2 separate regions of the Homo sapiens genome follow, and region 1 is linked to region 2. The links are chromatin loops, found by intact Hi-C in ENCODE. Cell type or tissue: endothelial cell of umbilical vein. All regions are shown on one strand.

Region 1 (4,000 bases), 100 kb before region 2:
ATCTGCTTTCTGTATTAATGAATTTGCCTACTCTGGAAATTTCATATAAATGAAATCACGTAATACGTGGCTCTTTGCGTTTGGCTCCCTTCATTTAGCATAGTATTTTCAAGGTTCATTCACGTTGCAGCCTGTATAAGTACTTTTTTCCTTTTTATGGCTGAATAGTATTCCATTGCATGGCTAGGCCACATTTTGCTTATCCATTTATCTGTTGATGGAGAGCCATTTCATTGTAAAAGGAATTTTACTCACAAAATAATTAGAAACTAAATGATTGGGCATATCTTTGCAGCTTTTATTACATATGTATTAAAAGTAGAGTCTGAAGGTTTTTGAAGAAATCTGATGTCTCTGTAGGAGCCTGAGTATGAGAAGTACTCTGTATTCAGAAGCTCATGAGATTGTGCTGGGCCTCACCTATAAATTCAGGATTTATCTGCATACATATGATGAATGAAACCACGTGAGTGGATGAAATCACCCTCAGAAAAGGATATAGAATTGCCTAGGACAAAGCCCTGAAGAACCCCAACATGCTGGGGAGTACTGGAGTAAGAGTAGCCTCCAGTTTCCTTGCTGGGGATGAAGATAATAAAACCTAACTTAGGCAAACTCTCAGGCTCACTACTTTAGGGAAAAATACCACCTACTTTTTCACAAAGTTTGTAAGAGATTTAAAGGAGGCAACATACGCATCCAGGGCCTGGGCAATAGGTAGGACCTCAGCACTGGTAGCTGGTAGTATTCCAATGACAAAATTTCTTTCTACTCTGTATTTTTGACACTATCACTATCATCGATTTCCACATCTGTTACTTTATTTATCTTATCTGGTAAGACATTGATGATATTTGTCTGGTAACATTATAACCGGGCTGCCTAGTTTGAAATAAGTTTTCAACCTTTTAAAAATCCATCTATATTTAATTTTGTGTGTGTGTGTGTGGTTGTTTCCCACAACACCAAAAGAAGCTAAAGGAATCTGAATTTGGTGGAGAAGTTAGAGGCACAGGCCAGACACACAGTGTGGCAGTTTTGGATCCACATAAGAAAGTGTTCTCAATTCCATAGCTTGGGAGAGAACCATTCTAACCCCAGATTATCAAGACAGTAAAATTATTTCCCTTTAGATGTTTTTGTTTTGATGTTGGCAAGGGAAGAGTCATCACATTTCTTAAGGGACGCTTAGTTTTTGCCCTCCCATTTTTGGTAAAAAATAGTTGACAAAAAAATTTGTGCTCCACCCTAGATGCAATTATATTGTAATCATAACTACCTGAAGTCAAAAATCATTGGATATACTGTTTTTAAAACTTATCGGATTATTGAACATAGTCTCTTAAATTTGTTATTCCTATAAGATCCTTGACTATTGCTGCTCTTTGTTGAAGAGTTTCAATATTTTTTGATGAATTCTCAAAAGACATGAACACACTTCCCTTCACTCAATTTTAACACAGTTGGTGTGATTGTTTTCTCCTTGGATCTTCTGAAAGATTCATTAAGATATGAATAACTTACTTTCATAACTTCATTTGCTTTAGTCTTTCAGTTTTCTTCATATTTTTTGTAAACTTCTTAAACCTTTCCACTTTTGAAGAAGTAAAAAGTTTTCAACCTTTTTTTTTTGGAGATGAAGTCTCACTCTGTCACCCAGGCTGGAGTGCAATGGCCTGATCTTGACTCACTACAACCTCTGCCTCCCAGATTCAAGCAATTCTCCCATCTCAGCCTCCCAAGTAGCTGGGACTACAGGTGTGCACCACCACTCAGGCTAATTCTTTTGTATTTTTAGTAGAGACGGGGTTTCACCATGTTGGCCAGGCTGGTCTCAAACTCCTGACCTCAAGTGATCCACCCGCCTCAGCCTCCCACAGGGCTAGGATTACAGGCATAGGCTACTGCACCTGGCCCAAACTTTTTTTCTTATTCAACAATTTGATTAGGGCATTTTTTTTCTAGAATTTCACATATTGTGGTGTATGCCTATTGACATTCTATGTATAAGTGTATTTCATGTGTTAAAAACATCATTTCCAGTGAAAGTAAAGCTACAGATATAGGCATGGCATTTTGTGAAGGTGTGCAGATTCTTTCGTCTCTTATCGTTGGCTGATTTGTTATAGGCTGAGAGGTTGAAACATAAAGGTAATGTAACTTGTATTAAGCTATGCAATTAGAACTGATGCTGGGAATGGACTCTCTGCCTCCTGGATCCTGATTCAGTGCATTTTTTTCACTGGAAAGTGGACAACACATGATGTTCATGACCTAGTTCATGTTGGCTATTGTCCAAACTTGGTGGTCAAAACCAGCACAGGGTCTGTGGAAAACTACTATTTCCTGTTCTGTTACCAATTTAATACAAAGAGTACTGGAATGTGTGTGTATTTTCTGATATATTTGGTAAGGCATGCTATTTTTTATCTCATAGGTCAAGTTACAGGAAGTAAAGCACTTGAAACCCTGAGATGATAATAGCATTGGTTTTACAGTCCTGTAAAAACCAGTGGTGATTGCTGAATATGGCATTCATTGTGAGCTCGAAGCTAAAACAGAAGCAAAGAGAAGCCAATTAGGAGACTTGAAAACCAAGGAAAATAGTAGGGATAGACTGATGATTATGTAACTATGATACTTTGTCCTTATAAGGGAATAAGACAATTAGAGGTGAGAAAGAAGTTTTTAATAAACAAAATGAAAAATAAAAGGGGAGAAGGTGTTTCTTAATATTATGGGTGGGTAGTTTTAAATGTCAATACATTTTCCTATAAACTCCTCATGTGGAGAGTAACGGAAAATAGTTTTATATGGGAGGACTTTTTTAAAAATTGACATTTTAAAGACCTAAGTGTCTTAAATGGATGACTATTAAAATACAAAATTAGACAGAACAGAGACATTTTGAAGATTGTATTTGAGTAGTATCCTAAGAGGCAGATAATGAATGACTCAGATAGTCTGAGTGGTTTGGGCTGACTCACATGTTTTGGAAAAATGTATCATCAACTCACTGAATCTGTCATTGTTTTTCCCTTTGTTCCACCTGGTAGTACCAAACAAATTTGAAATATCAGTGACTTTCTCAGCTCCAATTTCTCAAGAAGACTTTCCAAACCACCAATAATAAGTCTAAGGTTTGAATATATAAACATTTAGTATATTTGAATAATACTCACTAACAGAAGCACAAGGCATGTCTGTAACTATGGAACATGTGAGGGATGGGAAACACAAACAGCCTTGACAAGAGAAGTACAGAAGAACCAAGACTGGGCTTGGCTTGTCAGGATGGAAGAAAAGGGCTTTCTTAGCCAGTGCTGCTTGAATGGTGCTTCCTGGAAGATATTTGAAATCACAAATATTATCTGGACTTATAAATGAGGGAGCCTTGGCCTTTGTTCAAGAAAGGATCACAGCCTACTAGGGAAACTGACACAGGGACTAATAGGTGATACCATTTGATATATCATAATACATATAAGAGCAACATTTTGTGGGGAGCATAGAGTAGTCAGTGTCTTACGCCTCTAGGATTAAGAAGCCCTGCAGAAGGAGAGACATTTGGTCTGGGCCTTAAAGGATGAATTGAAATTCTAAACGTCCACAAAATAGAAAAAGCATTTCAACTGTAAGTAAGGACCGAACAAGAAAGAAAGAGACACAGGAGTGCAAATTTTGGGGTGTGTTCAGAGAATGGTTAATAATTCAATGCAGCCACAGACTGGAGGAAGCAGTAAAAGATAAGATGGGAATACGAGACACAAAGATGTGTCAGATCTGTGCAGTTCTCTTGGCATGGGCCACATGATCCATGTCTTGGCATTATCCCAGTCTAAAGAATATGTCTAACCTGAAAATGGCTATTCTTCTAAATCTGTGATTTGGCTTCCTGGCAGAACCCCAATATGGGTGATGAACAACAGTAGTCTAAGAAAATCTTGCAATCTTTTCTATACCCATGTATCCATATATCCTTATGTTGCTTATAGTGCTA
Region 2 (4,000 bases):
ATGCCTGTTGAGTTAATAAATGCCACCTCCTCCCCTGTCTGACTTGCTTTCAAAACAGAAACTTTATCTCCTACCAAGACACCATTTAGATCTCATTTTGAGCAACTTGGCAAGAAAACTGAGAAAATTCCCTACCAGTTAAAGAACAGTTGAGCCACCACTGCTAATAACAATATTCTAAGTGATGGTAGGTGCTGAAATCTAATTTTATAAGTGCTCTAATTGTTTTCTAATAGCTGCCAAACAATATTCTACATGTCCACATATGGACAAATATCAAGAGTAGACTCAGCTTGAGGGGAAATCAAGGTTCAGAACCAATTTGGCACTAGTATACAAACAGGGTTAATGGATCTAAAAGGTAGAGAAGGAAGACAGCAGTTTGCTCCCAAACTGGGAGGTCAGCAGTGTTCTCCAGGAGAGATGGAAATGCAAACTTCCAGAAACCAAAAATCCCATTCAGAGCACTACAAAGTTATGGATTTAACACCTGAGTGAGGGAGGCTCACATGGCATCTTTAAGAAGCTCATCTGCTCCCAATCTCTGCCCCAAACCCAGCCTTATACCTACAAGGTTATAGCAGTTCCTCATTTAAGCTATTTTGAATGTATGCCAGACAGCACCTCACCTGAACCATGTGTGTTTCATCCATTAGAGTTACACAATATCCAAGGTGACTGTAGGACAACGTGGAGTCTCCATGCTCCAATGTGAGCAAAGTTTTCATTTATTAACATCAATTTCCCCAGAAAGTACATACCTGAACTTAGAGGTGAAGTACTACAAGAGTCAGCTGTGGAGACATTGGAGGAAATCATAAAGAAGCTCACTCACTTTAAGCATTTACTGTGTCCCAAAGAAGAATAAAATCCTTGTGAAATTTCTGCTTTAGCCAAGGTAGAGTAACAGACCAATTTACCCTTCTACCTCAAACAGCTTAAAAATAAGCAAAATATATAAAACAATGACTTGCAAGACACTGGACTTCAGGCGAAGGCAGTGATCCCTAAAAGGGGAGGTGTGCCCTATGATTGCTCCAGCTTACCTGCTTGAGAGTTTTCAGGCCTGGCATAAGGAGAGCCCAGCTGACTTCCAGCTGCTCATGGGAAGGTGTTTCACTGAGGCACTCTACTACAAAACTGGCCGAGGGAATTGCCAGGGGAAGCTAAGGTTGATGGGTGCTGCCGCCACCATGCACTGCAGAAGATGGCAGTGGAGAAGGTGTGAACATGGCAGGAGGCTGGAAAAGAATCCATCTGCATTGCAAGATCTGGGCATTGTGGCAGCCCAGCCAGTTGTACTACATGAGTCAGATGACAGGAAAGCTGTCTGTGCTACCAGGCACTGGCAGAGTTATATGGCTTGCAAAACCTACACTCTGGGGACACTACATGCACTGCAGGAGCCACACACAAGCCTCTTGTAACTTCAACAACCTAGCACTACGTAAGCCTTGTGCATTGCAAGAGCCTGCATTTGCAAGCAGGCTGGAAGGGTGAAGGAAAACCCCTTTCTCCTGCAATGTCTCTCTAGCGCCCTCTACTGACAAAACTAAGCATGGTTCCTGCAGGCAAAGAGAAAAATACAATAAAGATCCGTTAATTTTCTCAGAGCAGTCAGTAAAGGGTGAATTGGAACGGGGAGGCAATGATTGATTTTATATAGACATTGACACGGTGATTATAAACCTCATGTGGAAATTCAAAGGGCCTACCATAGCGAAAACAACTATGAAAAGGAACAAAGTTAGAGGACTAACATTACTTGATTTCAGAACTATCATAAAGCTACTGTAATCAAGACAGTGCAATACTGGCTTAAAAAATAGACCAAATAAATCTATAGAACAGAATGAATCGTGAATCCAGAAATTGACTCACACAGATAAGGGCAATTAGATTTCAACAAAATTTTCAAGGTAATTCGGTGGAGAAAGGACAGTCTTCTCAAAAAAATGATGCTGAAACAACTGGATATTCATATCCACACACACACAAAATGAACTGAGATCCATACTTGACACTATATACATTGTAAGACTAAAATAGGTGAAAATGGGTAATGAAGCTAAATGTAAACTCAAAGATTTTTTTTTAAACTTCTAGAAGAAAATATAAGTGAGACAGTTGCAGTGGCTCATGCCTGTAATTCCAGCAGTTCGGGAGGCCAAGGCAGGAGGACTGCTTGAGGCCAGGAGTTTGAGACTACAGTGAGCTATGCTCACACGACTGCACTCCAGTCTGGGTGACAGAGAAAGATCCTGTCTCAAAAAGGAAAAAGAAAATACAAATGAAACTTTTGTGACCTTCGGTTTGGCAAAGATTTCTTAAATAAGACACCGAAAGAATGACTGGATTAGATATAACCCATAAAAGAATAAATTGATGAATTAAAAACTTCTGCTCTTCAAATGTCCTTTTAAGAGAAAGAAAAAACAAAACAAGCCACAGACTGGGCTGCAAATTATATATCTGATAAATGACATTCCCAGAATGTATAAAGAAACCTTGACATTCAATAAGAGAACAAACAACCCTATTTAAAAACTTGGCAGACAGTTTAAGCAGAGGATAACTGATGACAAGCACATAAAAGATGCTGATGATCCTTAGCCATTATGGAAATGCAAATTAAAACAACAAGAAGATACCACTACTCACCTATGAGAATGGCTAAGATTAAAATGATCAGTTCTACCAAGTGTTGGTGAGAATGTGGAAGAACTAAAACCCTCATGCACAGCTGTATTTTCCACTTTAGAAAACAGTTAGGCAGTTTCTTTGAGAGTCTACACCTATTATGTGAGCTAGTGACTCTCCTCCTGTGTACTTACCAAGAGAAATGACAGGGTATATTCATACTAATACCCGTACACGCGTATTCATTGCACCTTTATTTGTAATAGGCAAAAACTGGAAAGAAGCCAAATGTTCTTCAGTAGGTGAATGTATTTTTTAAAACTGTGGTATACCCATACACTACACAGCCACAAAAAGAAATGAACTATTAGTGCACACAACTACATGAACAAGTCTCAAAATAATTATGTGCAGTGAAAGAAACAAAAAATCACACACCTTACAATTCTGTTATATGAAATTCTAGAAATTGCAAATGAAGTTATAGTGAAGCATATTAACTCTTGCCTAGGGACAGGGAAAGGAGGCAGTGGGAGAGATTACAAAAAGGGATTGCAAAAAAGCATAAGAAAACTTTCAGGGATGATGGAAATGTTCATTTTCTTAATTGTATGATGATTTTACATCATATAATCTCATGGAGTTTTACACTGTATATAAGTTCAGTTTATTATATATCAATTATATCTTCATAAAGCCTTTTTTAAAAAAAAAGAATTGTTTTTCCTTCCACGCTATCATCCCATTGTGTTAACTTATATGACTGAGTTTACAATTTTGACCAAATAGACAAATTAATGGAATGAAGAACTAGTTAAGTGCAAGGCAAAAACTTTACCTCATGAGTACATAAAACAACATGCTAAAGGCATTACTCATGTTACTCGAAGAGCTAAGTAAGACAAGTCCAGGAAATAATGTGATAACATTGTACAATATACTATCTTCAAATATGCTGCCAAAGATTCAGAAATCAAAGTGAGGGAGAACCACCAGAGTAGAGGATTCTATTCATGAGGTGAAGCTATAGACTTCTACAGAAAGAGAAAAGCTGTACTTTTCTTCTTACATTTCAAAACACATAAAACAAAATAGTCACTTTTTAAAATAAGTGCTGACCATTGAGTTCTCAGATAAGTTAGAAATGATACACTGCTGGTGAGAGTGTAAATTAATTCAACCATTGTAGAAAATAGTGTGGTGATTCCTCAAAGAACTAAAAACAGAACTACCCTTTGACCCAGAGATCCCATTACCGGTTATATTCCCAAAGAAATATAAATCATTCTATCATCAAGACACATGCATTGGTATGTTCATTGCAGTACTCTTCACAATAGCTAAGACACAGAGTCAACCT

Evidence for each region. Hi-C counts contacts between places; a loop is a spot of excess contacts. Peaks named below come from ENCODE experiments on the same cell type or tissue, not always from the same donor. Only the 100,000 strongest peaks of a DNase experiment are listed, where the experiment ranks them.
Region 1: it touches region 2 in a loop (2.7-fold over the local background); 2 of 110 quality-filtered maps call a loop at or near these places.

Annotation. Positions count from the first base shown.
Region 1 is chr1:66,621,635-66,625,634 of GRCh38, forward strand. All of the region lies in intron 1 of SGIP1 (SH3GL interacting endocytic adaptor 1), which reads left to right. Among named protein-coding and RNA genes, the nearest start is that of MIR3117, 4.8 kb to the right of the region's middle. In endothelial cell of umbilical vein, no CTCF peak of the experiment used is centred here; DNase peaks (open chromatin) are centred at 2,357 and 2,987; H3K27ac peaks cover 1,962 bases.
Region 2 is chr1:66,724,703-66,728,702 of GRCh38, forward strand. The region is part of intron 19 of SGIP1 (SH3GL interacting endocytic adaptor 1); the gene reads left to right. Among named protein-coding and RNA genes, the nearest start is that of DYNLT5, 26 kb to the right of the region's middle. In endothelial cell of umbilical vein, a CTCF peak has its summit at 1,556 (motif pointing left); a DNase peak (open chromatin) is centred at 1,479; H3K27ac peaks cover 1,077 bases.